Regions from separate parts of the Homo sapiens genome. Here region 2 is linked to region 1. Evidence: chromatin loops called from intact Hi-C (ENCODE). Cell type or tissue: IMR-90. All regions are shown on one strand. Links, peaks and the distances in the headings refer to the core of each region. The heading gives the core; the rest is flanking DNA.

What was found. A loop is a pair of places that touch in the nucleus more often than their neighbours do. Peaks named below come from ENCODE experiments on the same cell type or tissue, not always from the same donor. Only the 100,000 strongest peaks of a DNase experiment are listed, where the experiment ranks them.
Region 2: it touches region 1 in a loop (7-fold over the local background); 4 of 110 quality-filtered maps call a loop at or near these places.

The regions. Positions count from the first base shown.
Region 1 is chr5:168,264,415-168,276,972 of GRCh38, reverse strand. No RefSeq gene overlaps it. Among named protein-coding and RNA genes, the nearest start is that of WWC1, 21 kb to the left of the region's middle. In IMR-90, for the core only: a CTCF peak has its summit at 7,447 (motif pointing left); DNase peaks (open chromatin) are centred at 6,302 and 7,402; H3K4me3 peaks cover 284 bases.
Region 2 is chr5:168,573,744-168,586,301 of GRCh38, reverse strand. PANK3 (pantothenate kinase 3) reads left to right here and starts at 6,934. Exons shown (of 7, transcript NM_024594.4): 1 at 6,934-7,046. The coding sequence starts at 7,019. RefSeq lists silencers at 2,411-2,460, 6,657-6,986 and enhancers at 6,503-7,046, 7,137-7,206. In IMR-90, for the core only: no CTCF peak of the experiment used is centred there; a DNase peak (open chromatin) is centred at 6,531; H3K4me3 peaks cover 1,998 bases; H3K27ac peaks cover 945 bases.

The DNA.
Region 1 (12,558 bases), core at 4,789-9,788:
GTGTTGCTAAATCCAACAAGCAGGGGGTTTTTTTGTTTTTTGAGACGGAGTCTCGCTCTGTCGCCCAGGCTGGAGTGCAAAGGCGCAATCTCACTGCAACCTCCGCCTCCCAGGTTCAAGCAATTCTTCTGCCTCAGCCTCCCGAGTAGCTGGGATTAAAGGCACCTGCCACCACACCCAGCTAATTTTTGTATTTTTAGTAGAGGTGGGGTTTCACCATGTTGGCGGGCTGGTCTCAAACTCCTGACCTCAGATGATCTGCCTGCCTCGGCCTCCCGAAGTGCTGGGATTACAGGTATGTTGCGCTCAGCCAACAAGCGGGTTTTATTCTTTTGTCTCCCTCCCCTTGCTGTAGCCTGGAACACAAACACCAGCTCTCTCTCTCACACACACACACATTCACACACACACACACACACACACACACACACTTCCTTGTGTTTCTCCCCAGACTCCCTGCACCCCCGTCATAGATTGCTTGACATCCCTTTTCCCCAGCAAAACACACTGTGTTGCACCTGTTCTGAGGAAGCATCCTGCACTAGCTGTCTGCAGGTGCCCAGCCTATTACAACTCGCACCCCCACCCCTCCACCATTGCAGAGAATGACATGGTGTGGGGCTGGGGAGGGCGTTAGGTCTCCTGGGCAGGGGGTCTCTGCAGCACGTCATTTTCCCTTCTTACAGGAGTGGGGTAGAGGGTGTCTTTGTCGGGTTTCCCAGGAGACAGACTTCGAGCTGGAGAGTTGCATGCAGGATGTTTTTTAGAGACAGCAGGAACAATGCTTGGGAGGGAAAGAGTGAGGGGTGCAGGGATGGGCAGATGGAGACATTGAGCTGTGATGATGTAGTGATAGTGGCCTCAGCCGATCCCATGGTGAGCTCTGGAGCTGGGACAACTCTTCAGAGATGCCGCAAGCAGCCAGGCCTTTGCCTGACTGCTTTAGTGGAAGACTGACCTTTAGTGGAAGAGGTGATGCTGAAGAATCAGTCTCAGCCCTTGGAGTCAGCTCCTAGTCACAGTCAAATCCTAGCCTCGACACTCTGCTGCTGTGTGGACCAGGCATTGGACATAGGCTTTTTCTGGGGAGGGGGTGTGACTGTGCCCCAGGCAGTTCCCTTGCGGAGGGTGGTGTGTGGTGTCAGCATTTGGTATTATTGGGTAGTGGGGAGCTGAGCAGCCCAGGTGTGAAGAAGGGAATCTGCATCCCCAGTGTGTCCCAAACAGGCTGCTGTGACCTGGCCTGACACCCCGGCAGAGTGGAAGAATGCAGAAAACGTTCTCATGCTGCTTCTCCCACAGTTTTTGTGGTTTTTTTTGGCTTTTGTCTGATTATGTTTTTCATGATACCAGGCCTGAGTCCTTTTTTATTTTTTATTTTTTATTTTTTTTGAGACGGAGTCTCGCTCTGTCACCCAGGCTGGAGTGCAGTGGCATGATCTCGGCTCACTGCAACCTCTGCCTCCCAGGTTCAAGTGATTCTCCTGCCTCAACCTCCCAAGTAGCTGGGATTACAGGTGCCTGCCACCATGCCCAGCTAATTTTTGTAATTTTTTTTAGTAGAGATGGGGTTTCACCATGCTGGCCAGGCTGGTTTCGAGCTCCTGACCTCAAGTGATCCAACTGCCTCGGCCTCCCAAAGTGCTAGGATTACAGGCGTGAGCCCCCGCGCCCATCCAGGCCTGAGTTCTTGAGCCTCGGGTGTCAAAGTGCCCATATTTCTGAGGTCAACAGAGAACACTTTAACCCATGGCCATCCTTTCTCTTCTCTTCTCCCAACGGCTCTTTGACATTTTTATTCTCTTTTGTATCTGCCCCCAACTCTGCCAGTCTCATAGAAATTTCCCAATTTTCCTGGTGTAAATGCTTCCACTTGGCTGATTTCATGCTACCAGTGTGATGTCACCGAACATGGGGCTGGGAAGAGGCACAAATATCTGTCTTGTGGGTGGGTTCCAGCACACCCCTGAGTGCAGGTGGGTTTGAACCCCAGGAGAGGGATTCTGGGGTGAGGACTGGAAGCAGCCAGTAGGGCTTGTGGAGTCCCTGGCAGGGATGGGCTTGCCTTCCTCCCTAGGTTCTCAGGGCCTGCACCTGTCTGGGTATTGAATGGCTTCAACTGTGTTTCCATCCTCTTGCCCCCCAATGCTTTTTTGTCCATGGGATGTGCCTCTGGAAGTGAATCTCATTTATATTGACCCAGCTCTTCCCCTCTGTCAGGTTCACTAGAGGTGAATGCAAGGGTTTAGAGAGGTGAGGTTGCAGAGGGAAAAGGTGCCTTCCCAGCAAGGATTCTGCCCTTGGGATATAGCAAGCCTTTGGAAGAGCCCAGCTTGTCTGTCCTGCAGAACTCTTTGAGATGATGCAATAGGATGTCATTTCTGCTCTCCTCCAGTTAGCACAGAGCTGACATTTGGGAATGTGCCCCTTTATGTGTGTGATTTACCCCTGGTTCTCCTCTAATTGCCATGACCACCACAAGCAGTGGGTAGCTTCCCTTCTCCGCATGTTGCTAATGAGAAAACTGGGTCATAGGATTGTTTAAGATTTGTCTAAGACTTGTAGCAAGTACATGGTAGAGCAGGGTTCAAACTCAAATCATTGATTCTAAAGCTTATGCTAAAAACCATTTCACCATATATCCCCTCAGGAATATAGACTGGCATGTGTCCTGTCTTAGGAGGTTAAAAAAAATGAATGATTAAAGTGGTCCTTCAGTTGTACTTTTGTCTTATACATATAATGCTATGGCTTGAATGTGTCCCCCATAAGTTCAGGTATTAGAAACTTAATGGTCGTTATAATGGTATTAAGAAGTGGGACCTTTAAGAGGTGATTAGGCCAGGAGGACTCTGCACTCATGAATGGATTGATGCCATTATTGCAGGAGTGAGCTCCTGGTAAAAGGATAAGTTTGGCCTCCTTTTTCTCTGTCTCTTATGATGGGCATAGGTGCCATGTGATACCTTCCACCACAGGATGACCCTCACCAGATGCCAGTGCCATGCTCTTGGACTTCCCAGCTTCTAGAACCACGACCCAAATAAACATCCTTTCTACATAAATTATCCAGTCTGTGGTATTTTGCTATAATAGCAGAAGATAGACTGTGACACAGTAAATGTCACATGCTGAGTATTATTCTACCTGATCCTCCTGTCTCTACTTGGTACAGAGAAACACAGGTGTGAATATGAGAATGAGTAAGAAACCTCCACTCAGTACTTGCCGAGGTATTTTCTGCAGCTTCTGCACACACATCTTTGCTCTGCATGTTCCATTGTTCCAACATTTCCACTAATTACACATCATGCATCACCCACCCCCGCACCACCAACCTGCCCCCAGTATGTGTCTCTAGTCCTCACACTCTGTGTTACACCTTCAGTTACACCTGGTGTCTTTGCACCTGCATGCTTCCTCACACCTGATGCCTTTACACCTATGAGCATCTCCTTGAAGCCTGTGCTATACATTACCCTTGATATTTGCAATGTGTTACACACACACACACATGTTCTTCCTCTCCCTGGCAGATTTGTGCTACTGAGAAGAATACCACCTCCTCCAAGCAGCCTGTTGAAGCCTCACCAGTTGGGGACTGATAGATATCAACTCCTATTCTCTCTAGAAATGCTATTGAGCTCCATGACTGCATCCCTGGCACCTGTCCAGAAAATATCATTTGGGCACTATCAATTACCATCAAGTTGCTGTTTCAAGGGGCTCTGTGATGGCTGGCACAGGAACAGGACAGGAAGGAGGAAATAAAGTGTTACCCTGTCATCTCAGGGCCTGGCATCCCTCCCCCAGGCACCAAGGGAGGGTGCTTGGAAGTCCCCAGGCTCCTCTCACTTGTCATTTTCTCATGTGGATCACTCTATGCTCCTCATTATAGCATACTCACAGGGCCATTCCCTACTGCACACAGCCCATCGCTCCTGTCTTAGGATTATCAGCATCTCTGCCTTCCTCCAAGCAGTGGCAGCTCCTCAGGAGGTCTGTGGGGTGCAGAAGGGACTGGGGTGTTGGGGCAGTCAATTCACTTTTTCACACTCAGCTCATGAAGTCAACTGAGGTAGTTGAAGAGGAGAAGAATCGGGGTAGAGACCTCAGAGAAGAAGAAGAGGATTGGGGTAGAGACCTCAGCCTGTAGTTCTAGAACCCTTGGCTTGGGGAGTGTCACTTGGATGAACATAGGAAGTATCAATAAATGTCTCCTTAGGGAGAAGAGGCTCCTTCCTTAGGAATGCTGGGATCTTGGGTGAGGAGAAATGAGGGAGAAGTGGGTGGGGAGAGAATGCATTAGAGCAGTGGCTCGCTACTGGGGTCCATTTTACCTTTCACGAGGACATTTGGCAATGTCTGAGAGGCTGTCACGAATAGGCAGGGGTGGGGCGTGAGGTGGGTAGAGGCCAGGGATTCTGTTAAACATCTTCTATGCACTGGATGGCTTCCCACAACAAAGCCATCTGGCCCAAATGTCAATGGTGCCGCAATTGAGAAACCTGGTACTAGGCACATAGGATGGTCCCATGGGCAGAACCACCTCTGCAGAAAGTGAAGGGAAGTCATGCTCCCCATGTGTGGAGTGAGGGAGTGGGGATCCAGAGTGAAGGAGCAGCAGACTTCTAGCCCCGCACAGACCAGACCATTCTTCCCAGGGGACAGGCTCTCCAGGCTGGTGTTGCTTGGTGGCTTCCCACATTCCCAGAAGAAGGGAAAGGCCATGGTATCCTCAGGGCGGGTAGCTGAGAAACCCTGCGGAGCCGGGTGACTTTTGGCTGTTCAGATTCAATCTAGATCCTCCCAATGCACTATTTGTGCACCCATCCAAGTGCTTTCCACCAAATCCCCATCAAAGCGGAGCTAACTGCCCTTCCCCAGTGTCCTTGCCATACCATAGCAACTTCTCTTCCCAGCACTTCCACATTATTATTATTTTTTGAGACAGAGTTTCGCTCTTGTTGCCCAGGCTGGAGTGCAATGGTGCGATCTCGGCTCACCACAACCTCTGCCTCCTGGGTTCAAGTGATTCTCCTGCCTCAGCCTCCCGAGTAGCTAGGATTACAGGCATGTGCCACCATGCCCGGCTAATTTTGTATTTTTAGTAGAGACGGAGTTTCTCCATGTTGGTCAGGCTGGTCTCGAACTCCCGACCTCAGGTGATCCACCCACCTTGGCCTCCCAAAGTGCTGGGATTACAGGAGTGAGCCACTGCGCCCAGCCACTTCCACATTATTATTATTGTTATTATATTATTTTGAGATGGAGTCTTCCTCTGTTGCCCAGGCTGGAGTGCAGTGGCACAATCTCAGCTCACTGCAACCTCCTCCTCCCAGGTTTAAGTGATTCTCCTGCCTCAGTCCCCAGAGTAGTTGGGGTTACAGGTCCCTACCACCGCACCCGGCTAATTTTTTTTTGTATTTTTAGTAGAGACGGGGTTTAACCATGTTGGCCATAGTTGGCCAGGCTGGTCTCGAACTCCTGACCCAAAGTGATCCGCCCACCTCGGCCTCCCAAAGTGCTGGGATTAAGGCGTGAGCCACCGCGCCCAGCCCACTTCCACATTATATTGCGTATTCGCTTCTTGGTGTTTCCCATTAGACTCCTCCTGGATGGCTGCGTTTCATTCATCCCTCTGTCCCCAGCACCTGGTTTGTCCATTGAGCACCTACGGCATGTCAGGCACTATTTGTGGACAGAATGGACAGATACCCTCATGATTTCAGTAGATGTTGGCAATTAACACGTTTTCGTCTAGGCAGTTATTTTCCTTGTAAGAGCCACTCCTTTCCCGCTCTTTATGGCCCCGGAAAGGCTGATGGGGTTTGGGCAAATTCATGGTCTTCTGTTGATAGAGGGAGGGTCTCTTTGACATTCCCATGGGTGCTGCAAGGATATAGGTTTGGGCCTGTTGGCAACCATCTTTCCTACATATGGAATAAATCACTGTGAAGATAAGGCCACATCCCAAGGGCAGTGGCATTGAGAGGTGGAGCAAAGACAGTACCTTGTGAGCATCTTTGCGCCCTTGGATCTGACCAAATTTGAAGCCAGTCCTGCCTTTGGATATTCTGGTTTTTGCTTTGTGTTAGGGTTCTGTCACTTACCCCTGCACCTCTCCTGATTAATACAGAGATGCTGCTTGGGGGCAGAAGCCAGCTTGTGTTCACTTTCTCCATCTTCATTGCAGCATTCTACGTAATAGATGTTTCCTAAATGTTCACTGGTTGACTAATAGCTAGTGGGGCAGATTCCTTCTGGCCAAAGGCTCTAGCCTGAGAACAAAATCTATATGTATGTGGCCGAGATAAGACCAAGATAAGGGATTGTTGAGGGAGTGGCCTGGGAATGGAAACAGCCAGAGAGCTGACTGAGAACCGAAGATTCCCAGCCACCTGGGAGGGGCCTGTTCCTGATCTGTGGTGTGTCCTCTCTAAGGCTCAATTTTCACACTGTTTCACAGAGTGGCTGGGAAGTTCAAATAACAGCAATTAATTTGGATAGAAGCGTTTTATGAATGCATGAGTGTAAGGACATCCCTTTTACTGCCCCTGGAATTGGGCTCAGTTCAGGGACACTGATCATCTCTGGAAGAGTGGCTACTGGGTAGACTGTCCCTAAGAGGGTATAGGCTTTGCTTCTTCTGTCCTCTCTTCCCTGGAGCCTTCTAGAAGAGCAAGTCCCCAGGGCTTTACGCAGCTCTTGAAGTGGGAGGATGGGGTGGGTGGAGCTCCTTACTCTTGAACAGGTCAAGCTTCAGGCTGGGATCACACTTCAGCTCTCACTGAAGGCTGAGAATAAGAAAAGTTAGTTGCCAATCAGTAGACATCCCCTTGAGGGAGGCTGAGTGTTTACAACAGCAACCCTGCCAGATGGCAGTATCATCTCCACTACACAGGGGAGGAAACCCAGGCTTCGGAGGTTAGATAAGAAGCCCAGGCTTAGCTAGAAAGGTGTGGTTGGGAGTGAAAGTGAAGGATTTTTTTTGTTTGTTTTGCTTTTTTTTTTAATCTAAAGACGATAACCCCCAAATTCCACAATTTTCCTTTAATAATAGCTTACCATTTAATATGCATTTGTTAAATGCTGGGCCCTTGCCAAGGACTTTACATATATTGTTTTTATTAGGCTTTCCAAATAATCCCATACAGCAGTTATTTTTATCCCTATTTTACAAATGGGAAAGGTGAGGCTCAGGAAGTCCAGGTGGAAATGTACTCAGTGGGCAAATGGTGGAGGCAGGCTCGCAGTCCAGTCTGGCTGGTCCCAGGACTGGTCTTCTTTGGAATCTTTTTCCTGGAACCGATTCCACGGGCCTCTTTCAGGAGTCCAGGGCTCTCCTCGCAGTCTCTGGCTGCTCGGCGACTTCCCTAAATCCCTTTGAGGCGCCGGGCCCACCTCCAAGCAGATTTCATGGGAAAGGCTGCCACCTCGTGGCCAGATGGCAAACCCAACATTTGCCGGGAGGAGGCGAGGGCTGGTGAGGGAGGGGCTTTGTGGAGCAGCTGGTGCAGCCTTGCTTTCCGAGGGCGGCGTGCAGCCACAGTGCCCGCTGCGGGTGCTGGGGAATGGCGCCTTACAGGCTGCCCACCTGCCTCCTCAGGGTGGAAGGCGGGGCTTGGGTGTGAGCGTGCTGAATCAGAACTTTCCTGGAAAGTCGCCACTTGGTGTGGTCAGAGGATCACTGAAGTAAGTAAGTAATCAGAATATCCCTTCTCCCTAATTGTTTCACCTGGCTGGTCGTGGAGGAGGGAGAGGCGAAGGAGAAGGAATGGTGCATGCACTGGAGAGAGGATCCTTGGCCGGGATCTGTTCTCGGTGTTCCACCCCGTATAGACCCTGTCCCCAACTCTGGGCAAGTTACAGAACCTCGTCCTCATTTCCCAAATCTGAGCCGGTTTGAGGAGCGCTCCCTCTGTTCTGACCGCCCCAGCCTTCCTTCAAGCCCTCATCCAGACTGTTGCAGATTCTCCCGGGCTCTGGGCCTTCTGCCACTCTTCTCTCTCCACTTTGCAAACCCAAAGATTCCCTAATCGTGTTTCTCCCTATGTACAAGAGTCACACTGATGTCCCTCATGACCTGGCAGGAGAATACCCAGCTTCTTAGCCTGACTGTTATTCCTGCCTCCTTCCCTCCAACAAACCTCATCTCTGGCTGTGCCCTTCCCGCTGAGCTCCAATCCCCTGCTCCTCATTTCGGGCTGCAGGTGAAACTCACCTACCCACGATCAGACCTTTCTTCCAGAGGTCCTGATCTAATTGGCCTGGGACCCGTGTCTAGCGCGCTCGCCGGTGGTTCTAATCCTTAGCACCTGCCCCGGCCTCTCTGAACTTCTCACCTGTCTCTTTGCATATTTCTTCTCCTTCCTGCTACCCCCTCCTGCCTTGTCTGTCTTGCATTCTCTTACTTGCCAGTGCCCAGCTCAAATGCTTGTGGAGGCTGGGCACGGTGGCTCATGTCTGTAATCCCAGCACTTTGGGAGGCTGAGGCAGGTGGATCACCTGAGGTCAAGAGTTCGAGACCAGCCTGGCCAGCATGGTGAAACCCCATCTCTACTAAAAATACAAAAATTAGCCGGGCGTGGTGGTGGGCATCTGTAATCTTAGCTACTTGTGAGGCTGAGGCAGGAGAATCACTTGAACCTGGGAGGTGGAGGTTGCAGTGAGCCGAGATTGCACCATCGCACTCCAGCCTGGGCAACAGAGCAAGACTCTGTCTCAAAAAAAAAAAAAAAAAAAAAAACAACAAAACTTGTGGAGAGAACTCATACTCCTGTCCTCTGGACATCATGTGTTTGCTCATCACTTGTGTGCCAGCCCTGAGCCTACTGTGCTGTAGTGATTGATTGGCTTGTGAGTTTGTCTCACACTTTAGACCATGTTTTATTTATCTTTGTCTTCCCAGCTTCTGACAGTGCCAGGGACAAAATTGTGCTTGGTGACTCTGAAAGTAGAATGCCTGAACAGATGTCCCTTGTTCACATGGCTAGTCTTCACATGGCTGAGACCCTCCACTTTCCAGATGTCACCCTTTCTGAAAAGCCCTTGAAGCCATGAAGAAGGTCCACACACTGAAAGTACTTGTTCAAGTTACCCAGGCCCAGGAGAGGGGAGAAGCTGAGATTGCTCTTGAGGACATGAGATTTGAGGGAAGATCTTTCTCCATCTTCCCAGCTCCCGCATACAAATCTCTCCCCCTGTGAAAATTGTTATGCTTCAATTTCTACTCTTAGAAAAATCAGTGTTTGGAAGAAAGTTTCTAAAATAATAAAAATGAGGTTGGGCACGGTGACTCACGCCTGTAATCCCAGCACTTTGGGAGACCAAGGTGGGCAGATCACTTGAGGTTACGGGTTCGAGACCAGCCTGGCCAACATGGTGAAACCTTGTCTCTACTAAAATTACAAAAAATTAGCCGGGCATGGGGGCAGGCTCCTGTGGTCCCAGCTACTTGGGAGGCTGAGGCAGGAGAATTGCTTGAAACCATGAGGTGGAGGTTGCAGTGAGCCGAGACTACGCCATTGCACTCCAGCCTGGGGAATAAGAGTGAGATTCCGTTTCAAAAAAACAACAAAAAAAGAACATTTATTGAGTACCACATATCCATGATACAGGCAATATCTCATTTAATCATCAAAGCAGCCATCCTCATCCCTGACCAATGATGGACTATTATATAAGTGAGAAGCTTTTCTTCTGCTAACTTGAGTTTATCTCTTAACACAGCGTATGATATTTACCTTAATTAGCACATGTGACCTTCCCAAGTTTCCATGTTCGTTTAGTGAGTGGTAGAGTCAGGACTGGTTCCTAGGTGGTCTGACTTCAGAGTGCATGATCTTCACTAACCCATAGGCTGTACCGCCTTTCCAGAATTCTTTTTTTTTTTTTTTTTTTTCGAGATGGAGTCTCGCTGTGTCGCCCAGGCTGGAGTGCAGTGGCGCGAACTCGGCTGACTGCAAGCTCTGCCTCCTGGGTTCACGCCATTCTGCCACCTCAGCCTCCCGAGTAGCTGGGACTACAGGCCTCCGCCACCACGCCCGGCTAATTTTTTGTATTTTTAGTAGAGATGAGGTTTCACCATGTTAGCCAGGATGGTCTCGATCTCCTGACCTTGTTATCTGCCCGCCTCGGCCTCCCAAAGTGCTGGAATTACAGGCATGAGCCACTGCGCCCGGCCCGCCTTTCCAGAATTCTGTATCAGTCTGTCCTGGTCATGCAAGGACTGGCCCATGGAAAGGCGGGAAAGGATTTCTGCCCCGAGCCTGTTTCCTTCTCCCTTAATATGTGTTTGTGTAGTGTGTTATAAGAGCCTGGCCTAGGTGTAGCAGAAAACCCATGGATAATTGAAAGATGGTTAAACCAAAAGAGGAGAGTTTCAGGCCTGGGTGGCATTCTGGTGACATGTGGTTCCCTTTGTGACACACTATTTGCCCACCCTTTGGGTCTATCACCCTTTGGGTCTACCCAAGAGGCTGGATGGGGCAGAGAAGCCACAGGCCGAGTGAGATCCCCCGGCTTCTGGCCTGGTGTGAACTCCCTGTCCTGGTGGGCACTGCTGGCTGCATCTACTGCAGGAGGATAAAACACAGTGGCCAGTCCGCACGAAGCTCCCACCAAACCAAGATTTGAGCGGTCCTCATGACCCACTGGAAGCTGTTCTGTGAGATTTCTCCAAGTACTCCTGACACCAGCCAGATTAAACAAGGCAGGCAGCAGCTGGGCCCAAGCAACTCAAAGACAGAGAAGCTGTCTGTCTCCTGCTTCCCATCCTCCTCCTGAAGGGAAACAGCCCAAACTCATGGCCCTGGGGAGATGCGGCTGTTCACATGTCCTTCCAGAGGGAAGTGCTCTGGGCCATTTTCATTGCCTGCTTGCTTTACTAAGTCATCACTGGCTCTGCTAGTGACGCTAGGAGGGCTTGTGAAGTCCGGTACCTGGGTTCAAGCAGGCCAGCCCTGCTTCTCTCTTTCTTTCCTTCCACCTGTGGGTGATGGGACCACAGGAGGCCTTAGACTTCCTGGAGAGGGTTTGGAATTGGCCACAGCTGGGCTGGAATCTGATCCCACCACTTACCCGCTGGGTGATGGTGGCCTCAGATTTCTCACCTCCAAAGTGAAAGATACTAGGAGCTCATCCGGGGCATGCATCCAGTCAATTTTTTAAAAACTAGCTTTAGCTTAGGTTGATGGCTTTCTTGGCCTCCTCCTTCATCTCACCTAGGTGACCACATTGGCTTCCCCTCCCTGTCCTCCACACTGCAGCCACAGCACTTTTTATGAAATCAAAACTCACAACTTTATTGCTTTGCACATAAAAAAAAAAATCGAACCTCTAACTGTGTCTTGTGAACCCTGCCATCCTCTCCTGTGCTCGGGCCTAACCACCCACCTTCTGTGTCCTTCTTTTTTTTTTTTTTTGACACGGAGTTTTGCTCTTGTTGCCCAGGCTGGAGTACAGTGGCACGATCTTGGCTACCTGCAACCTTCGCCTCCCAGGTTCAAGCAATTCTCCTGCCTCAGCCTCCCGATTAGCTGGGATTATAGGCATGTGCCACCATGCCCGGCTAATTTTTGTATTTTTAGTAGAGATGGGGTTTTGCCATGTTGGCCAGGCTAGTCTTGAACTCCTGAACTCAAGTGGTCCGCCCGCCTTGGCATCCCAAAGTGCTGGGATTACAGGCATGAGCCACCACCCCCAGCCCATTTTCACTTCTTGATGCCATGCTTTTCCTACTGTCTGTCCACTCCTGCCCATAGTTTCATGAGGCAAGGGCCCATGGGTGTCTACTCACCTCTCTTACCCAGAACTTAGCCCAGAACTTCCCCCTGGCACGAGGGAAGCTCTCAAGAAAATGTCATTGAATGAATGAAACGTGAGGACGAACTAAAATATTGCATGCAGAGCCCTTAGCACTATGCTGGGCACCAAGTAAGCACCAATAAATGTTAGCAATTAATGATAGTATTATTCTAACTTTAGGAGTGATGTAAAACAAAAGTTATCCAAACCAGCAGTGCTTTTCTTATTGGGTTGTCCCAAATAGGCAAGATTTGGGGTAAGTTGATGTAGTCTGGAAAGAAATATGAAAGCACACACACACACACATGCGCGTGCACGCGTCTCCCGGTGTAGTGAATGCTCCCCTTTAATTTCTGCCAGCATCTCTCAGAACTAGAATGTGGTTGCAGGGAGGAGCCTGAATGTCCCAGGAAGGCTAGAGGGATCTGTCCATGCTTGGGGAGGCTCTGAGGGTCCTCACTGCCCACCCACACCACATGCAGACTGTCCACCTCTGCTCCATGCAGAGAAAAGGCTGCAGATGCAGGCAGAGTTAGCTCTAGAATTGGGGAGCACTAAGATACCTCTAACAAAAGCTCCTCCAGGCAGGGCACCGTGGCTCACGCCTGTAATCCCAGCACTTTGGGAGATTGAGGCAGGTGGATCACCTGAGGTCGGGAGTTCGAGACCAGCCTGGCCAACATGGTGAAACCCTGGCTCTACTAAAAATACAAAAATTAGCCAGGTGTGGTGGTGCACCTGTAATCCCAG
Region 2 (12,558 bases), core at 4,518-9,517, 310 kb before region 1:
CTGTTCCTCAAAAAAAAATCTACCTTCAGGACCAGTCACACCTCTGTCGGGCACACTCTTTCCCAGCAATCTGCATGGGTCCCAGCTTAAATGCCACTTTCTGAGATTATCCTCCTTGGCCCATCCAATCTAGAATAAAGCCTGAACCCCCAACCAATCTTCCACAGCCCCAGCCACTCTTTAGCACATCAACCTGACTATTTCCTTCACATCACTTATTATAGCCTATTCTTGTTTATTGATTTGTTAACTTAATTATTGTTTCTCTCTTTTTCACCTCTCTCCACCCCCAGCAAGTACTCCAGTGCCTGGAAGATAGTTCAAGCTTAATTAGTATTTTTGAATTAAATTGTGCTTCCACTATCATGATAGTGATGATGACGATGCTGCTGCTGCTGCTGATAATGATGATGACAAGGATGATGACTGAGGATGCTAATATTCATGATGTTCTCCCCTAGCTTATTTGAGTTTGTGGATCCAATGACTGACTGAAGTATGTTCTTGACCATTTAATTAGAGACAGAATCCGCTGTTAAAAGCTTCATCTGGGCTTTGAAGGGTGTGTAGGGTGTGAGTGTATGTGTGTGTGTGTGCATGTGTGCATGTGTGCGTGTGTGCGCATGTGTGTGTGTGTGTTTATTCATACCAGGAGACCTATAGTCATCATTAGGTACAACTCACCACCTGTCTCTGTGGATACCCGCTCAGTAAAGGCAAAATGAAGATGTGTCAGGTCTCCTCTATCATTTTGCATGATGGGCTGGATTTATTGTGTTTCATAGACAATAAATATTGAGACAAGAAGACAGTCTCTTGGCCCCTTTAGATGCTTTTCCCAGCTCCTGCATTCACTCTGCCAGGAATGGGTTTTGAGGACATGCTAGAAAAGAGAGAAAATGCAATTAACCAGATGGTGCTAGGAGGAGGGACTGGGGCTGAAAGCCAACGCAGGCTGCAGAAGGAAGAGTGGCCACAAACTAAAACAGGATGACCTGTCAGTTTCAATCACACTGGTGAAAACTTTAGGAAACACATGGCTGAACACATTTCACATTGGTCCTGAAAAGGGAACAGGTTCTTAGTGAACTGAACACACTTCACATTGGTCCTGAAAAGGGAACAGGTTCTTAGTGAAATTCAAAAAGTAGAGATGAAAGAAATCTCTGGGCTGGGCACCATGGCTCATGCCAGGGTGAGCAAAACTCTGTCTCAAAAAAATAAAAATAAAAAAACCAGGCACAGTGGCTCATGCCTGTAATCCCAGCACTTTGGGAAGCCAAGGCAGGCAGATCACCTGAGGTTAGGAGTTTGAGACCAGCCTGGCCAGCAAGGTGAAACCCCGTCGCTACTAAAAATACAAAAATTAGGGAGGCGTGGTGGCAGGCAACTGCAGTCCCAGCTACGCAGGAGGCTGCAGCAGGAGAATCGCTTGAACCTGGGAGGCAGATATTAGGCCGGGCACAGTGGCTTACGCCAGTAATCCCAGTAATCCCAGCACTTTGGGAGGCTGAGGCGGGCGGATCACAAGGTCAGGAGATCGAGACCAGCCTGGCTAACACGGTGAAACCCCACCTCTACTAAGAATACAAAAAATTAGCCAGGCATGGTGGTGGGTGCCTGTAGTCCCAGCTACTGGGGAGGCTGAGGTAGGAGAATGGCGTGAACCCGAGAGGCGGAGCTTGCAGTGAGCACAGATCATGCCACTGCACTCCAGCCTGGGCGACACAGCGAGACTCCGTCTCAAAAAGAGAAAAAAAAAATCTCCAACAGTCATCTCATTTTGCAGATGGGTAATTTGAAGCCCAGAGAGAAAAAGGACTTTCCCAGGGTCACACAGCAATTGTATGGCTGATCTGAGACAGGAATTCTCACTATTCAAAGTTCAGTGATTTTCTGGCATAACAGACCAAAGAGTAGTCTCATCTTTGAACAAACAGCAAATAGATGGTTAACTCTAGTAATATCACAGGTGTATAGCCTAACTTTTAAGCTAAGTCATCCATGTGTACACTCATCTCTATGGCCACAGAAACTAGCAAGAGCCTGTGCCCAAAACTTACCCAAATTTCTGTGGCTTCTAATTTCTAGCTCTTCTTCCTTTCAGACCATGGCCAGACTATCACAAGACATACGTATCAATTCCCCTTTGACTTCCAAGCTGATACTGTCAAAGAGAACCAGAAACAACCAAAAGATATATGTTGTCAGAGAACTTGGTGTGCCCATAAGATTTATAAAAGCAGCAGGTAAATCATATTAGATAGTGAGTATTCTTTGAAGCCATGTCAGATCAGAAATCACGACTCTCATCCAATAAAACTGTGGAAAACAGGACCATTCTAGAATATCTAAGGTTCTGTGTGGGATAGAGTAATAACAGGAAATAAAAGAGGAAGTGCAGGTTAAGTCTACCATTCAGGATTCTAACTTGCCAAGTCATATTCCTGGTAGCTCAGAAAGATGTTTCTATAAAAAACAAAACAAAACAAAACAAATAAAGGCCAGGCAAGGTGGCTCATGCCTGTAACCCCAACACTTTGGGAGGTGAAGGTGGGAGGATGGCTTGAAGCCAAGAGTTTGAGACCAGCCTGGGCAACAAAGTGAGAACCCATCTCTACAAAAAATTAAAAAATAAAAAAATTAGCCGGGTGTTTTGGTCCATGCCTATGGTCCCAGCTACTCGGGAGGCTGAGGCAGGAGGATCCCTTGAGCCCAGGAGTTGGAGACTGCAGTGAGCAATGATCATGCCACTACACTTCAGTTTGGGTGACAGAGTGAGATCTCGCCACTACACTTCAGCTCAGGTGACAGAGTGAGACCTCGTCCCTAAAAAAAAATTTTCTAAACAACAAACATAAAATCTGGAATCAAAATAGTAAATCAAACATAAAATCTAGAATCAAAATCTGGTCTGATTGGTGCCATGTGGTTCCTTATCTTTTACCTAATTAGACCTATGGTCTGATCCCAAATAATGACCTTAGGCAAAATGTCTAAATACAAAAGCTTTCTTCCTTTACTTTACAATAAGAATAACAATCCAAGGCCACGGCAGGTGGATCACTTGAGGTCAGGAGTTCGAGACCAGCCTGGTCAACATGGCAAAACCCCATCTCTGCTAAAAATACAAAAATTAGCCAGGCGTGGTGGCACACGCTGGTAATCCCAGCTACTTGGGAGGCTGAGGCAGGAGAATCACTTGAACCCAGGAGGCAGAGGTTGCAGTGAGCCAGGATCACACCACTGTACTCCAGCCTGGGGTACAGAGTGAGACTCCATCTCAAAAAAAAAAAAAAAGAATAACAATCCAAATAATAAACATAATCATTACTTACTGATCACTACATATATGCCAGATAATATGTTACATACATCATAGTCCATGTTCTGTTGCTTTTTTTTTTTTTTTTTTTGAGATAGAGTCTTGCTCTATTGCCCAGGCTGGAGTGCAGTGGTGCGATCTCAGCTCACTGCAAGCTCCGCCTCCCAGGTTCACGCCATTCTCCTGCCTCAGCCTCCTGAGTAGCTGAGGCTACAGGTGCCCGCCACCATGCCCGGCTAATTTTTTTTGTATTTTTAGTAGAGACGAGGTTTCACCATGTTAGTTAGGATGGTCTCGATCTCCTGACCTCGTGATCCCCCCATCGCGGCCTCCCAAAGTGCTGGGATTACAGGCATGCGCCACTACACCCAGCCTTTTCTGCTGCTTTTAACAGAACACTTGAAACTGGGTATGCTATGTTGCTGGGGCTGGTCTGAAACTTCTGGGTTCCCAAAGTGATGGGATTACAGGCATGAGCCATCATGCCTGGTCTCACCATGTTGCCCAGGCTGGTCTCAAACTCCTGGGCTCAAGCAATCCACCTGTCTTTGACTCTTATGGTGCTAGGATTACAGGTATGAGCCACTGCACCTGGCCTCCGCCTCTTTTAATAAAGGTAAAAGATAAGGAACCACATGGCACCAATCAGACCAGATTTTGATTCTAGATTTTACGTTTGATTTACTATTACTCTTTTAATAAAGCCTCTTTTAATAAATCCATTAACTCCTTAAACCATCAATCCATGAATGAATTAATACACTCATGAGGGGAGAGTCCTCACGATCCATTCACCTCTTAAAAGCCCCACCTCTCAATACTGAATTCAGACCATGTTCGAATACAAACATTCAGACCGCCATGTTACCTTATTCGCATTTTTCACTTAATCCCCATCTCAAACCCGTGAAATGTAGGCATTATTATTTCCAACAAGAATCAGAGAGACGGCCAGGTACAGTGGCTCATGCCTGTAATCCCAAAACTTTGGGAGGCTGAGGCAGAGGATTGCTTGAAGCCAGCCAGCAGGTCAAGACCAACCTGGGCAGCAAAGTGAGACCCCATCTCTACAGAAAATAAAAAACTTAGCTGGACATGGTAACACATGCCTACAGTCCCAGCTACTCAGGAGGCTGAGACTACAGTGTAGCCACCGCCCCACCCACAGATTGCTCTTTGAGGTTACGGTGAGCTTTGCTCATGCCACTGCACTCCAACCTGGGAAACACAGTGGGACCGCATCTTAAAAAAAATTTTTTTTTTAAAGAATTAGAGAGATGAAGTAATTTGCCCATGTTTGTTAACAAGTGATAGAACCAATATTTGAATTTGTGTGAATTCTTCTTTAACTTTTAACATTTTTATTTTATTTTGGAGATGGGTCTCACTATGTCACCTAGCCTGGAGTACAGTTGTTACCAGAAAGGGATCCCGATCCAGATCCCAAGAGAAGGGTCTTGGATCTCTTCCAAGAAAGAATCTGGGGAGAATCCAGAATGTAAAATGAAAGCAAGTTTATTAAGAAAGTAAAGGAATAAAAGAATGGCTACTCCATAGGCAGAGCAGCAGCATGGGCTGCTCAGCTGCTTATACTTATTATTACTTCTTGATGATATGCTAAACAAGGGGTGGATTATTCACGAGTTTTCCAGGAAAGGGGCGGACAATTCCCAGAACTGAGGGTTCCTCCCCTTTACAGACCATATAGGATAACTTCCTGATGTTGCCATGGCTTTTGTAAACTGTCATGGCACTGGTGGGAGTGTCTTTTAGCATGCTAATGCATTATAATCAGCATATAATGAGCAGTGAAGACGACCAGAGGTTCCTTTCATTGCTATCTTGATTTTGGTGGGATTTGGCCAGCTTCTTTACTGCATGCTGTTTTATCAGCAAGGTCTTTGTGACCTGTATCTTGTGCCAACCTCCTATCTCACCCTGCAACTAAGAATGCCTTAAACTCCTGGGAATGCAGCCCAGTAGATCTCCGCCTTATTTCATCCAATCCCTATTCAAGATGGAGTCGCTCTGGTAAATGCCTCTGACACAGTTGCTATTCACAAACTCTATCACATACAGCCTCAAATTCCTGGGCCTCCCACCTTAGTCTCCCAAATAGCCGGGACTGCAGACACACACCACTGCGCCCAGCAAGTTTTTTTAGTTTTTAATCATTGTATTTCAAAAAGTAGTTGGGAGGATTAAATTTAAATTTTAAAAGTAAGGCACTTTGCAAAGTGTCAGCCCTTGGTATGTACTCAATAAATGGTAGCTTGTGTCCTCTCCTGTCCTTCTTCACATCCCTTGGCTTATCATCTGCAAGAAGGGGCAGTAAGGCTCTTTGGTAAGCGGGTTTCTTTGACTGGAATGCCCAATCCTCTACTGCCAACCCTCTATCCATCTATTGTAAAAACTACAGAATTCCTGGCCATCTAACTGGGCAACAAAAGTGAAGGCCAAGAGAAGATACCCAATGCCATCTTCTCCCATTCCAGCTGGAGGACTAAGACTCTAGGAGGCAAGGGGAAAGGGTGTCCTGGCTTTACTGTGAGAACTGGAGCAACTAAATTTTCTTCTCTGGGAGTCAGTTTTCCCTTTAGAAGGAGAGAGCTGGGCTGGAGGGCCCCAGGGGAATATGGATCGGTGGCAAAAAGAATGCTCAGCAAGCAATTTAACTCCTCAGACCGTGCCCCATCTTCAAAATGAGTGACAATAAAATGAATAATTGCACGTGGTCCACAAGGCCCCTGAATTTAAGTAAATCACACAAAGTGCTTAGCAGAGTCCCATGAACATAACGCGTTCCATAGATGTTACCTCTATTCCTGCTATTGTCATCATTCCGACCCTAACATTCAAGGTGTCTCTATTAAGCAAAAGGATTCCTTTGTGAATAATTTTAATCCGCCAATGTACTCAAGGGTCTATCTTAAGCACAGCTCTAGAGCCCTGATTGTAGCGCTTTCCATGGCCTGACGACCAGCTTTCCTGTCTCAAGGGGAAATCTGAGAATGGCCGAACAGCCATGACAGTCCTCTCGAAGAGTTCATTCCCCCTTCTCTCCGCGACCTGCTGAGGTCTGAGCCCGACTTCCCCAGCACGCCCATCTCAGTCACCATTGGTCGCCTCCTCGCTGGCGTGACTAAGACCCAGCCCTCTTCTCGCTGGGACCACTCTGAGGCGATCTGCGGAAGCTGAGGGGCCTCGGAGGAGGGGCCGCGATGCATCTCGGGCTTTGTAGTCCACCTGCACAACTACAGCCAGAGAGCGGGGCCTCACGAACCGGAGAACTACAATCCCCAGCAGCCGGGCGGAAGCGGAGCGAGGGGGGGCTCGCGTCACGTGGGCGTTCGGCCTGGGCGGGCTATTTCTCAGTGCGGCGGCGGCGGCGGTGGCGGCGGCTCCGGGGACCGGGGCCTTTTGTTTGGAGCGGCTGCGGGGGGGCCCCGGAGCGGCGAGGCCGGCGGCCTTCCCCAGCTTGCTCGGTCCCGGCCACCCCTCGCGGGGGTGGGGGGCCGCCCCCTGGGCCGGGCATCTCCTCAGGCGCCGCCGCCCCGCCCTAGGCCGGCCCCGCCCGGCCTGAGGGGAGGAACCGGCCGGGCCTCGCCGCGCGGCCCAGCCACCTCCGGAGTCGCCGCCTCTGCTCTCAGTGCCCCGGATCGGAGGCCGTCCATCGCCCCTCGGGCCGACGCCATGAAGATCAAAGATGCCAAGAAACCCTGTAAGACGGGGGCTGGGGCCCGCCAGGTTGGGAGGGCACCCTTGGGCCCCGTCTGAAAGCCCCTTGGCTGGGCGGTCGGCTTCCAAGCCCGTCGCTCCTCGCCGGCGCTTCGTCCGGTATGGGGGCGGAGGGACCATTTGAGCCACGAGTTCGAGGCTTCCGTCCTCCCCATCCCCCTATTCATGCATGGTGAATGCCTGCCGCCCCCTAGCCTTTCCTCCCACTTTCTCTTCGAGATCTGGGAGGTGCCAGAGGGAATTTCTGATTCTGATTTTTGTCAAACCAGACTAGTCTCCTCTCCCAGCTCCCCCTGAATTCAGGTTGAAAAGAGGCGGTCGCGGCTGTCAGGTTGCGCTGGCGGCTTTTAGCACCTGTTTTTAGGGATTTCCGGGCTTCCTGCTTGTGTCCTTGAAATGCCGGTGGGTTCCTGGGAGTTGTCACTGTTGTTACAGTTGGAGCTTTCAAACGTACGTGCATGCAGTCTGCCAGTGTGTAATTGCTTTGGCTTGTTTTTGTTTAGAATATCAACTAGTTCATGTTTGTTTTAGAAAACGCAGATAAACAAGAAAGATAAAGTCACCCGTATTCCCCGCACCCGGAGCGAACCGCTATTAATATTATGGTGAATACCCGTAGATATTTTTCTATGCATGTACTTAAATTCTGACTATGCTTTTAGAAAGGTCGACTTTCATTTGCTTCCTTTTATGTTTAGTCTTTTAAAAACCTTTTATTCCAGTAATTGACTTATTTAATCACCCAGCCATTGTGATTGTCACTCTTTTTAAGTATAGCCTCCCAGAAGGACTAGGAACGTGGGGATTCATGCTCATCTTAGAGTCGTATTGATACTTTTGCTGTTTTTACAGTGTTTCATGTGATCTCTTTAACTGTTAAGAAATCCACAACTATAAAACAGGGCGCTGACACCTTCCCTGCCCGCCTATCGGGGTTCCTGTAAAACTCACCTGAGAGGCAACAAGCCAAAACCCTGTGAAAACTACAAATTCCTATATAACTGTAAGGTAATTTGGTCTTAACTTCACAGGTGAGGAAATTGAACTTAGCCCCAGAGTAACTTTTCCAAGCATGTACCAACCATGTGCTATGTGGTTCATAACTCTAAGGGGACTGACTCATAATACAGTGTTCTTTCTCTTGCACCCATAGAGCATTGTCTAAGTACTTTATCTGGTAGTTTCATCTGTTAATTAAAATTTTTAAAAAATTATTTATAACTGAATAGATCCTGTCATAGTTGTTCAAGAAATCTATAAAATAGTGATGTGAAGGCTTAAATGAAAAGTAATATAGAGAGACTTTAAATTTTCATTTGCTGAATTAAACTAATGCATCTTGAACAGGTGCAGTAATTAGAACACTTGGACATTTTCCCTCACGCATACGTTTTCTCTGCTTCTCTTAGAATTTCCATTTGGTGAACAGTGTATGACCAACTCAAATTCTGACTCTTGTGGTGGTGATTATTTTCTTTTGTCATGATAGTGATTTGATTACTTAGATTTGAACAAACTAATAATCAGGTATGAGTACTACCTCCTTCAAAGGTGTTTTAGGAGAGATTATAAAGATTATTATGAGAAGTTTATAAAATAGGGCTAGGCACGGTGGGTCACACCTGAAATCCCAGCACTTTGAGAGGCCGAGGCGGGAGAATCGCTGGAGGCCAGGAGTTCGAGACCAACCTGGGCACCATAGTGAGACCTCATCTCTACAAATAAATAAATAAAAAGATTAGCCGGGCATGGTGGCACACGCCTGTAGTCCCAGCCAAAGACTTAAAAATACACATTAGGTTGAGAAATTAGAGAATACCCCCTGTTTTTCCCCAAATAAGTTGATTATTACAACATTGTGGTATGTTGTGAGACCATTAATCTTAAAATTGAATCATGCTGAAAATCTGGTCAGTTACTATGGTGTAGAAGCCTAACATTTTTATATGTAAAAGGTAACTTTACTGTCTGTTGTTTGTAGTAAAAGTAAGGAACATGACGTTTTGTGTGTGGGAAAGAAGGTATTTCAACCATGAACTGTCCCAGATAATAAAAAATAAGGCTGGACACGGTGGTTTACACCTGTAATCCCAGCACTTTGGGAGGCTGAGTGGGGCAGATCACGAGGTCAGGAGTTCGAGACCAGCCTGACCAACATGGTGAAACCCCATCTCTACTAAAAATAGGAAAATTAGCCGAGCATGGTGGCACGCGCCTGTAGTCCAAGCTGTTCGGGAGGCTTGAGGCAGGAGAATTGCTGGAACCCAGGAGGCGGAGGTTACAGGGAGCCGAGATCACGCCACTGCACTCCAGCCTGGGCAACAGAGCAACACTCCGTCTCAAATAATAATAATAATAATAATATTAATATTATTTTAACTTTAAATCACTCAGGTTAACAAAAGATATATTTGTTTTGTTTTTGAATACCTGTATGGGGTTTTTTTTGGCATAATTAAAACATTTATTGATCACATAGTGTGTGTATGGCATTTTCTTTATGTGCATTGCATCATTTAACTGCATACTAGAAGAAGCTGTATATTATATTGGCTAAACAAGTGACCTTGGCTTCACATTATTTACCTAAGTGTTAGAAAATATTTCTTCTAAATACATTACCAATATCTTAACAGGTTATAAACCCGAATGCATATATTAACCAGAAGATTTAAAAAGGAATTAGTTTCATCCTCTAAATTGTGTAACTGGAAGATTAGCATTTGAAATTATGTGTTAATTCAACGCCAGGGGAAGGAAGGAGAAAGTCAATCCTGTGTTACTCTCTTCCCTGCCTGCCATGATTTCTTAGGGTACAGATTTTTAAGATTGTGTTTGGGTTACCTGTATAGCATGTAACTGGATTAACAAGGTGATAGTAAAAGGTGATACATGTATTTAAGTGTGGTGTGATGTAGGTTTTGAGTTTGTGCTTTATTAACCCAAGTAGTAAGGTACTTGAAATTTTTGTTAAGACCAGAGAAAATGGTATAGCATATATTTGTAGTTTGTGTCTGTGTAATTTGATTGGCCTGTTGTAAACTCAGTTGTAATATGAGTCATCACTCCCAGTAGATAGTTGGGGTAGTAGTTTCTAATATAGCTCCCCTTAGAAATAACTAATTTACTAAAGAAAAAACCACTTACCTGAAGCTGTCCTAAGGAATCAGTACTGAGGGTCTGAAGATGATTATTTTCTTAAGTCTATTTCAGAACAAAACCCATTTTTGTTTGGAATGATTATTGAGAATAGTGAAATGTCTTATCCAGGAAGTTGAAGCGTTATCTAGAATATACCAGCATACATGCTAACTTTATAATTTTGTTCTTTTAAAATACCCTATGTTTCGAGCGTTTTTCATGTTGGTTTCCCTTTATGCCTAAAGAACAATTAAGTACTGATTTAGTTTAGTATCTCCCCCCTCCCCTATTTCTTTTTATTTTTTTTCTTTTGAGACGCGATCTCACACTGTCACCCAGGCTGGAGTGCAGTGGCACGATCTCAGCTCACTGCAACCTTGGCATGCCAGGCTCAAGCAATCCTCCCCCCTCAGCCTCCCCAGTAGCTAGAACTACAGGTGCTTGCCACTATGCCCAGCTAATTTTTTTGTTTTTGGCAGAGATGGGGTTTTGCCATGTTGCCCTTGCCAGGCTGGTCTTGAACTCCTTAGCTTAAGTGACCCTCCCGCTGGGATTACAGGCATGAGCCATGTTCCTGGCCAGGATCCCTTTAGTCTGAAATCTGCATGGTACCAGTAGCAATTAAATAGTTATGTTAGTGTTCTCTGCTTCCTTAGCAAACACTTAGTAGGATACTGAGTTTATCACACCTTGTTAGAAATTAACAGTCTGCTCTTGTGGCTAGATAGCTTCTGCTGTTTAGTATCTTAAAAGGTGATTGGACAAGAAGATTTCTCCTTTTGCATATATAATGCGTCTGGTAAGACATAGCACTTCATCCTTGTAGTAGTTTGAGATATTTTTGCTACATATGGGGAACTAATGTCAACTCTCATAAGACCACTTGAGACATAGAATAAGAGCTATTATTTTGTTAAAGGCATAATGAACAGGTCATGAGAGATTCTAATAATTCTCACAGTCTGGGACTGTATATTGACCATCATCAAAGTGCTTATATTTGTGTAATGTGTGTTTTGTTTTGCTTTTTAAATGTGTATTTTGGTTCTTTTTTTTCACCTTAGCAAGGAATGTTTTATTCTGAAAAAAAAAATGTTAAGGTTATATGCCGTAAGTAGGCTGCTTGTGCACTGATGACCTACTTTTCAAGGGTCTCTTGGCTAGAAGCAACAAAGCTATAAATATGTAGATACTTGCTTGATTTCCTAGGAAACTGGTATTTTTCTCTTTTTTTTTGAGATGGAGTCTCGCTTTTGTCGCCCAGGCTGGAGTGCAGTGGTATGATGTCAGCTCACTGCAACCTCTGCCTCCTGGGTTCAAGCAATTCTCCTGCCTTAGCCTCCCAAGTAGCTGGGATTACAGGCACACGCCACCAAGCCTGGCTAATTTTTGTATTTCTGGTAGAGACGAGGTTTCACCATGTTGCCCAGGCTTGTCCGAACTCCCGACCTCAGGTGATCCACCCACCTCGGCCTCCCATAGTGCTAGGATTACAGATGTGAGCTACCGCACCAGGCCAGGAAACGGGTGTTTTTCTTACCTCATGGAACTATTAGGTGGACCTGTGGTTGTACTTAATGTCTGTATATTTACTCATATTTTCACTGCAAATAAGTAAAGTTTGAGCTTCATGCCCTCCCCTTATTTTGGTGACATATATCAATCATAAGTATTTTGTAGATAATACTGGAAAATATATGTTGGTAATTAGACCACTTACTAAAAAAACAAACAACCCCATCAAAAAGTGGGCGAAGGACATGAACAGACACTTCTCAAAAGAAGACATTTATGCAGCCAAAAAACACATGAAAAAATGCTCACCATCACTGGCCATCAGAGAAATGCAAATCAAAACCACAATGAGATACCATCTCACACCAGTTAGAATGGCAATCATTAAAAAGTCAGGAAACAACAGGTGCTGGAGAGGATGTGGAGAAATAGGAACACTTTTACACTGTTGGTGGGACTGTAAACTAGTTCAACCATTGTGGAAGTCAGTGTGGCGATTCCTCAGGGATCTAGAACTAGAAATACCATTTGACCCAGCCATCCCATTACTGGGTGTATACCCAAAGGACTATAAATCATGCTGCTATAAAGACACATGCACACGTATGTTTATTGCAGCATTATTCACAGTAGCAAAGACTTGGAACCAACCCAAGTGTCCAACAATGATAGACTGGATTAAGAAAATGTAGCACATACACACCATGGAATACTATGCAGCCATAAAAAAGGATGAGTTCATGTCCTTTGTAGGGGCATGGATGAAATTGGAAATCATCATTCTCAGTAAACTATCGCAAGAACAAAAAACCAAACACCGCATATTCTCACTCATAGGT